Regions from separate parts of the Homo sapiens genome. Here region 1 is linked to region 2. The links are chromatin contacts, found by Hi-C in ENCODE. All regions are on one chromosome and are shown on one strand. The core of a region is the stretch at or near the end of the contact, and the rest is flanking DNA. Distances in the headings are between cores, read along the strand shown.

What was found. Hi-C counts contacts between places; a loop is a spot of excess contacts on that map.
Region 1: a map with no recorded cell type shows a loop between it and region 2 (4-fold over the local background). The contact joins the promoter of NACAD here to the promoter of MYL7 in region 2. A Hi-C loop is called at or near these places in 1 of 37 single-sample maps with no recorded cell type.

What each region holds. Positions count from the first base shown.
Region 1 is chr7:45,087,492-45,090,392 of GRCh38, reverse strand. NACAD (NAC alpha domain containing) reads left to right here and starts at 1,424. Exons shown (of 8, transcript NM_001146334.2): 1 at 1,424-1,565. The coding sequence starts at 1,499.
Region 2 is chr7:44,139,712-44,142,846 of GRCh38, reverse strand. It overlaps MYL7 (myosin light chain 7), which reads left to right and starts at 1,515. Exons shown (of 7, transcript NM_021223.3): 1 at 1,515-1,544; 2 at 1,773-1,886; 3 at 2,060-2,135; 4 at 2,420-2,524; 5 at 2,987-3,065. The coding sequence starts at 1,542. RefSeq lists an enhancer at 1,861-2,703.

The DNA of each region.
Region 1 (2,901 bases), core at 175-2,674, 950 kb before region 2:
TAACGCCATTCTCCTGCCTCAGCCTCCTGAGTAGCTGGGACTACAGGAGCCCGCTACCACTCCCGGCTCATTTTCTGTATTTTTAGTAGAGACGGGGTTTCACCACGTTAGCCAGAATGGCCTCGATCTCCTGACCTCGTGATCCGCCAGCCTCGGCCTCCCAAAGTGCTGGGATTACAGGCGTGAGCCTCCGCGCCTGGCGACACATTGTTAGTTTTGACATCAGGATATTTCTTGCCTTATAAAATGAGTTAGGAAGTGTCCCCTTCTCTTTTGTTTTCTGGAAGAGATTGTTTGAAGTTGATGTTAATTCTAATGGTGTGGTGTGTCTGACTCCTGGGGTACAGCGGGGAGAGATGCCCAGCAGGCAGCCAGGTGTGTAGCACTGAGCCTTGAGGCAGGTCTGGGGGAGTCAGAGGGCAGCCCCTGGCTTCATGAGCTCAAAGTTAGAACCCACAGAAGACTGAGGATGTTGAAACCTCCCTCCCTGCCTGTGACAATGGCTACTCTGATTCCCCCCACCCCAGTCAGGGGTGATGACAATGTCTCATTCATCTGTCTCCCTGGTGCCTGGCACGGGGGAGGAGGGGTGCTCAGTGAATCTGGGTGGCGCAGTAGCCTGTGTGAAAGCAAGAGGCATTTCAGGAAATTCACGGGGCGGGCTTCCTCCTGGGAGGTGTGGCAGAGGGTGCTGCCAGGAATAGAGGGAAACACTTTCTTCCTTTTCCTTCTACTGCCTAGTGTGGGGGTGGAGGGGAGATGATAGGACAGATCACCGAGTTGCCTAGAGACCTGGAGACCGACCCATCCGGGTCGCCTTCCCTGGTGCGCTCTCGTCGGCTCCATCCCTGGTTGCCATGGAGACAGGAGGCGGTTGCCACGGAGACCGACGACTGCCAGGACCAGCCAATCACTCCAGAGCTGCAGCTCCAGCTCACCTTTTGCATGGAGGCATCGGGCTGGGCGGGGCCCCCTCCCTCCCCAGGCCCTGCACCCTCTGCTTGGTCAGCGGGGAAGGAGGCTGCGCCGCCAACTCCACCCAAAGCGCTCCGAGCATCCCAGAATCCCAACCACCTCCCCAGCCTCCCACAACCAGGGTTCTAGGGGCGTCCCCGCCTCTTCCTGGCCACGGGCGAATGCCACCCTGAGGCAACCCAGCTTCCAATTGGCCCTGAAACCCTCCCTCGTAAATGCTGTGGAAAGGGTGGGACCGGGCGCAGGCGCCCACCCCCGCTCCCCCACGAAACCGCCCACAGCGAGAGGGAGGCCACAGCCGGGTGGGGTGGGGGCGGGGAGGGAGCCCCCCCTACGCCCTCCGCAGTGCCTGGCGAGCCCGCGCACGCTCACTCGCTGGGACAGGCGGGCGGGGCGGCCTGACGTCACCCACTGCCCCCACCGCCCGGCCGAGGGGCGGTGGCCGCGCAGGCTCGGCGGGGCGGCGGCACGGACTGACGGAGGGTCGGAAGGACTGAGGGACGGGCGGGCGCACGGCCAGGCCATGCCTGGGGAGGCTGCCCGCGCCGAGCTGCTGCTGCCCGAGGCGGACCGACCCGGGCCCCGCACAGGTGAGGCCGTGGCCACTCTTTCCCTGCCTTCAGCCTCTCCCCTCTCCAGCCCGGGTTCTCTTTCCATCGCTCACCTTTCACCCCTCTCCCCCATCCCCCTGGCCCCCCTCGAGTCCCCTCCCCTTTCCGCGCCCTGTCCTTCCCTCCATCTGAACCCTGCTACCGCCTCTCTCAGAACTGCGGGGAAGGTGGGGCGCACGAAGTGCCCGCCGCGAGCCAGAAAGAACGTGGGGGCTTAAGCCCTTGGCTTCCGACCCAGGGATCGTGGGGCTCGCATCCCGCCCGCTGCATCCCGTTGTTTGCACCGAGCTGCCAGCCTGCTGGGGCTGGGCCGCTCTGGACAGAGGCAGCGGGTTCTGGAGGCGGGGTGTCCGGCTGATACCCCCAGTACGATCAGGTGACCACCGGGAGGGTCCTCAGTTGCACCCGGTCTGTCCTGGGCCGGCGACTGGTCATGGCTCTGGAGGGAGGAGCAGGACTGGCCAGAGCCTAGGAAGCCCGGATGGAGGGCCAGGTGGTGGAATAAAGCCTAAGTTGGGTCTGGAAGGTGGAAGGCCTTGGGGGAGGTGGCCTGATTAGCAATGGCCCTGGGTGTGCAGACCACCTGTCCTTAGGCTGGGTCAACAAATGCTGGTGGAGGCTGATGGGGTCTACGGGGCCTAGAAAGAGCCGAGCCTGGACAGTCCTGGCGTGGAGGTCAGCCATGTGTGGGTAGGGCCAAGGGCACCTTGCTGTGGGCAAGAAGTCACCCAGAGATGGGACCACTGCTGGGGCCTGGGGCCTGGTTTGGGGTGACACAGGCTGCTGCCTCTGCTCTAGGTGGGAGGCAGGGAGTGCAGGCCCAGACTTCCCAGCCCCAGGGTCTTGTGCTGGCTCTGTTCTGGCTTGCTTGGTGACCTTGAATGAGTTATAAAAACCTTTGGCCTTTGGTTTCTGCTCCATCCCAACAGCTCAGCCGTTCCCCTGCCCTGGGGGCCACACCAGGGGCCAGAACCAAGAGCCCAGCTTCAGGGCACCCAGTGATGCCCCACCAGCCACGCCCACTCCTGATGTTGGGTGTCAGGCATGCAAGAACCCAAAGGACCCCCTTGTCTCAGGACCCCCTGGATGTCCCATCACCCCAGCAGCAAAGCCCTTGGGTGACAAGTTTTGGCTGGTGGTTCAGGGCTCAGGGCTCTGATGCTGCTGAGGGGAGCTGGAGCAGCCTGGCAACAGGGTCCCCCTTCTTTCAGCTTCAACTCTAATCCTGGCTCTGCTTTGTAGATGAGAAAGCTGAGGTGCAAGAGATGTTGTCCTGGTCACCAGTGAGTGCGGGAGAGCAGGAGCCACCAGGCAG
Region 2 (3,135 bases), core at 266-2,765:
GTGGTGTGCACCTGTAGTCCCAACTACTCCAGAGGCTGAGGCAGGAAGGAGCACTTGAGCCCAGGAGGTTGTCTGCAGTGAGCTCTACTCATGCCACTGCACTCCAGCCTGGGTGACAGAGCTCAGTGGCTTACACCTGTAATCCTAGCACTTTGGGAGGCTGAAGCAGGCAGATCACCTAAGATCAGGAGTTCGAGACCGGCTGGCCAACATGATAAAACCCCGTCTTTACTAAAAATAAAATAAAATAAAAAATATATATAAAAATTAGCTGGGTGTGGTGGCACATGCCTATAATCCCAGCTGCTTGGGAGGCTGAGGAACAAGAATGGCTTGAACCCGGGAGGCAGAGGTGGCAGTGAGCTGAGATCGCGCCACTGCACTCCAGCCTGTGCGAGAGTGAGACTCTGTCTCAAAAAAAAAAAAGGGAATTTAAGAAATTTAAAAGAAAACTCTTGTTATATAAAAAGGGTATTGGGTCTGACAGATAAGAGCTCCTGCACTCTACCAGCCAGCTACTGACAGACATAGGTCTGGCTCCAGTGGAGGGGCAGCAGCCAGTGAGCCCAGCCTGGGGTGGCCCACTCCTGCTGCCTCCAGGATGTCCCCTGTTTCCCCAGCCCCTCTGCTGTGCCCTCGGCCCCAGAAGCTGGCGAGACTGCTTCTCTGGAACAGCATCACGCAGGCCTGCCCATCGGCCCACTGTGCACCAGGCCTTCTGGGGATACAGATGTCAACCAGGTGGGGTGCTCAGGAGGGGCACAGAAGCCAGGAATGACAAACACATCAGCCACCAGGCAAATGGGAAATGTGCCCCAGAAGCTCCCTGCTGAGGATGTTAGGGAGAGCATTCTGAAGTAGTGTGGTTGAGATGAGGCTTGAGGAAGGCAAGGCTCCAAACAGCAGGGCAGACTGGGAGCAAGGTAGACTGCATGGGAGGGCAGCTGATGGAGCTCCTTAACCCTCTGGAATTGCCCCAAAGCCAAGCAAAGTGTTCTTCTTGGGGTCACAGCTAGCTCAGGGATGCCTTCTGCCCCTTGGTCAGAGGGGCAAAAGGTCAGAGCCTAGGGTCACCAAAACCTCTGGGAAGCCCCGGGGGTCTCAGGCCACAGACCATCCTCAGAACTACACACTGCCCTCCCATGCCTGGCGGGGGCCCTGGACTGGCCCTCACCAGCTGTCTTCTTGCACTGGCCAGGGTTCTGGCTGGACTGGCAAGGAGGGGTGGTCAGATACAGGAGTAACTGGATCCCTTCATCAGGACCTAGGGTGGTGAGAGCTTTGAGCCTGCTCTGCTCCAGGCAGACATTGTGTCTGGCCCTGCCAGGATGGATAGACAGCAGGATGTTACACGTTGAGGACATGAAGGTCATCAGGAATGTGGCTGGAATCTGTTAGGCCTCCCCCAGCCCAGGCGGGGGCTGCCAAGTTTGGGCCTATCCTCTGTTCCTCTCCTTATTTGGACCTTCAGGTGATAAGGCTGAGACATAAAGGAGGCTGGGCCCTGCCACCACGACAGCAGCCACACCTCTGCAGAGAGAATGGTGAGTGCCTGCTGGGGAAGAAAGGCTAGCGGTCTCCCAGGTGCTGGCCTTTGGGCTGGGGGAGCAGAGTTTTCTGTGCTTGTGTTGGGTTGAGGGTGGTCCCCAGGGAGAGGAAGAGGATCCTGGCCCTGGCTCTCCTGGGAATGCTCTGGGACTGTGCATGATGGGTGGGGTGGGGAGACTCTGAGGAGTTGGGGAGAGGACCCCTCCCTACTCACAGTGTTGCAGGCCAGCAGGAAGGCGGGGACCCGGGGCAAGGTGGCAGCCACCAAGCAGGCCCAACGTGGTTCTTCCAACGTCTTTTCCATGTTTGAACAAGCCCAGATACAGGAGTTCAAAGAAGTGAGTGCCCACTCCCAGTAGCCTCAGATCCCATCCTGGCCCCCCCACCCCACCCCACATACATACCCCCCTTCTACCCTGACCTTGCCTCTCACACCACCCAGGTCTCTCCCCCACCTCCCACCTTCCCTAGAGCTGGGGGCTGCTCCCACCTGAAGGCCCCCATCCCACAGGCCTTCAGCTGTATCGACCAGAATCGTGATGGCATCATCTGCAAGGCAGACCTGAGGGAGACCTACTCCCAGCTGGGTGCGTGCACCCACCTCCCACCCTGCGCACTGGGGTCCCTACTCTGAGCTGCTGGGCGGGTGGGAGTGGCTGGGGGGACAGGACTCTGCTCCCCTGCTTCCCCTCCTCCCCGTCTCCTCACACTGCCCTTCCCCCCTTGTCACGCCTTGCTTCCACTTCACCTTCCCGACCCACAGCTGCCTCTGCCCCTCCAGCCCCTGTGGCCAGGATGGAGGGAGGGCGGCCTGGGCCTTCTGGGGGACACCCAGGGTCCCTGTGTGCACCTCATGCCCCACCCCCACCAGGGAAGGTGAGTGTCCCAGAGGAGGAGCTGGACGCCATGCTGCAAGAGGGCAAGGGCCCCATCAACTTCACCGTCTTCCTCACGCTCTTTGGGGAGAAGCTCAATGGTGAGCCTGGGACAGAGCTGGGCACCCTTGGCCAGGCAGGGAGCCTGCACCCTGCCTGAACCCCACCTGAACCCTGCCTGAACCCCACCTGAACCTTACATGAACCCCACCTGAACCCTAACTGAACCCCACCTGGACCCACCTGGACTCTTCCTGGCCATGACCCATTCCAAGCACATCCTCTGCCCCAGAATCCCATGTGCACTGGTCACCCCAGTGCTGACTTGGAGCCAGGAAATGTGCCTTCAGCCCCCACCCCCAAATTCCAGTCTCCCAGCCAAGCTGCCCGCCTCAGGAGGATGACCATTCCCAGCCCCACTGATCCCCGAGAAACATTTTATGTTAGGGAATACCCCCACCTCTTCTGGGATGTGGGAGGCTCCTCATGCAGCCCAGTTCCTCCTGCGGGGGACCTGGGATGCTGGAGACATGGATGCTCACCTGGCTGCCTCGGCCTTCCAGGGACAGACCCCGAGGAAGCCATCCTGAGTGCCTTCCGCATGTTTGACCCCAGCGGCAAAGGGGTGGTGAACAAGGATGAGTAAGTATGGGCCCAGCCAGATGAGGAGCACCGTGGTGGAAGCAGAGAGCGGGGTGAGGCCCCTAGTGAG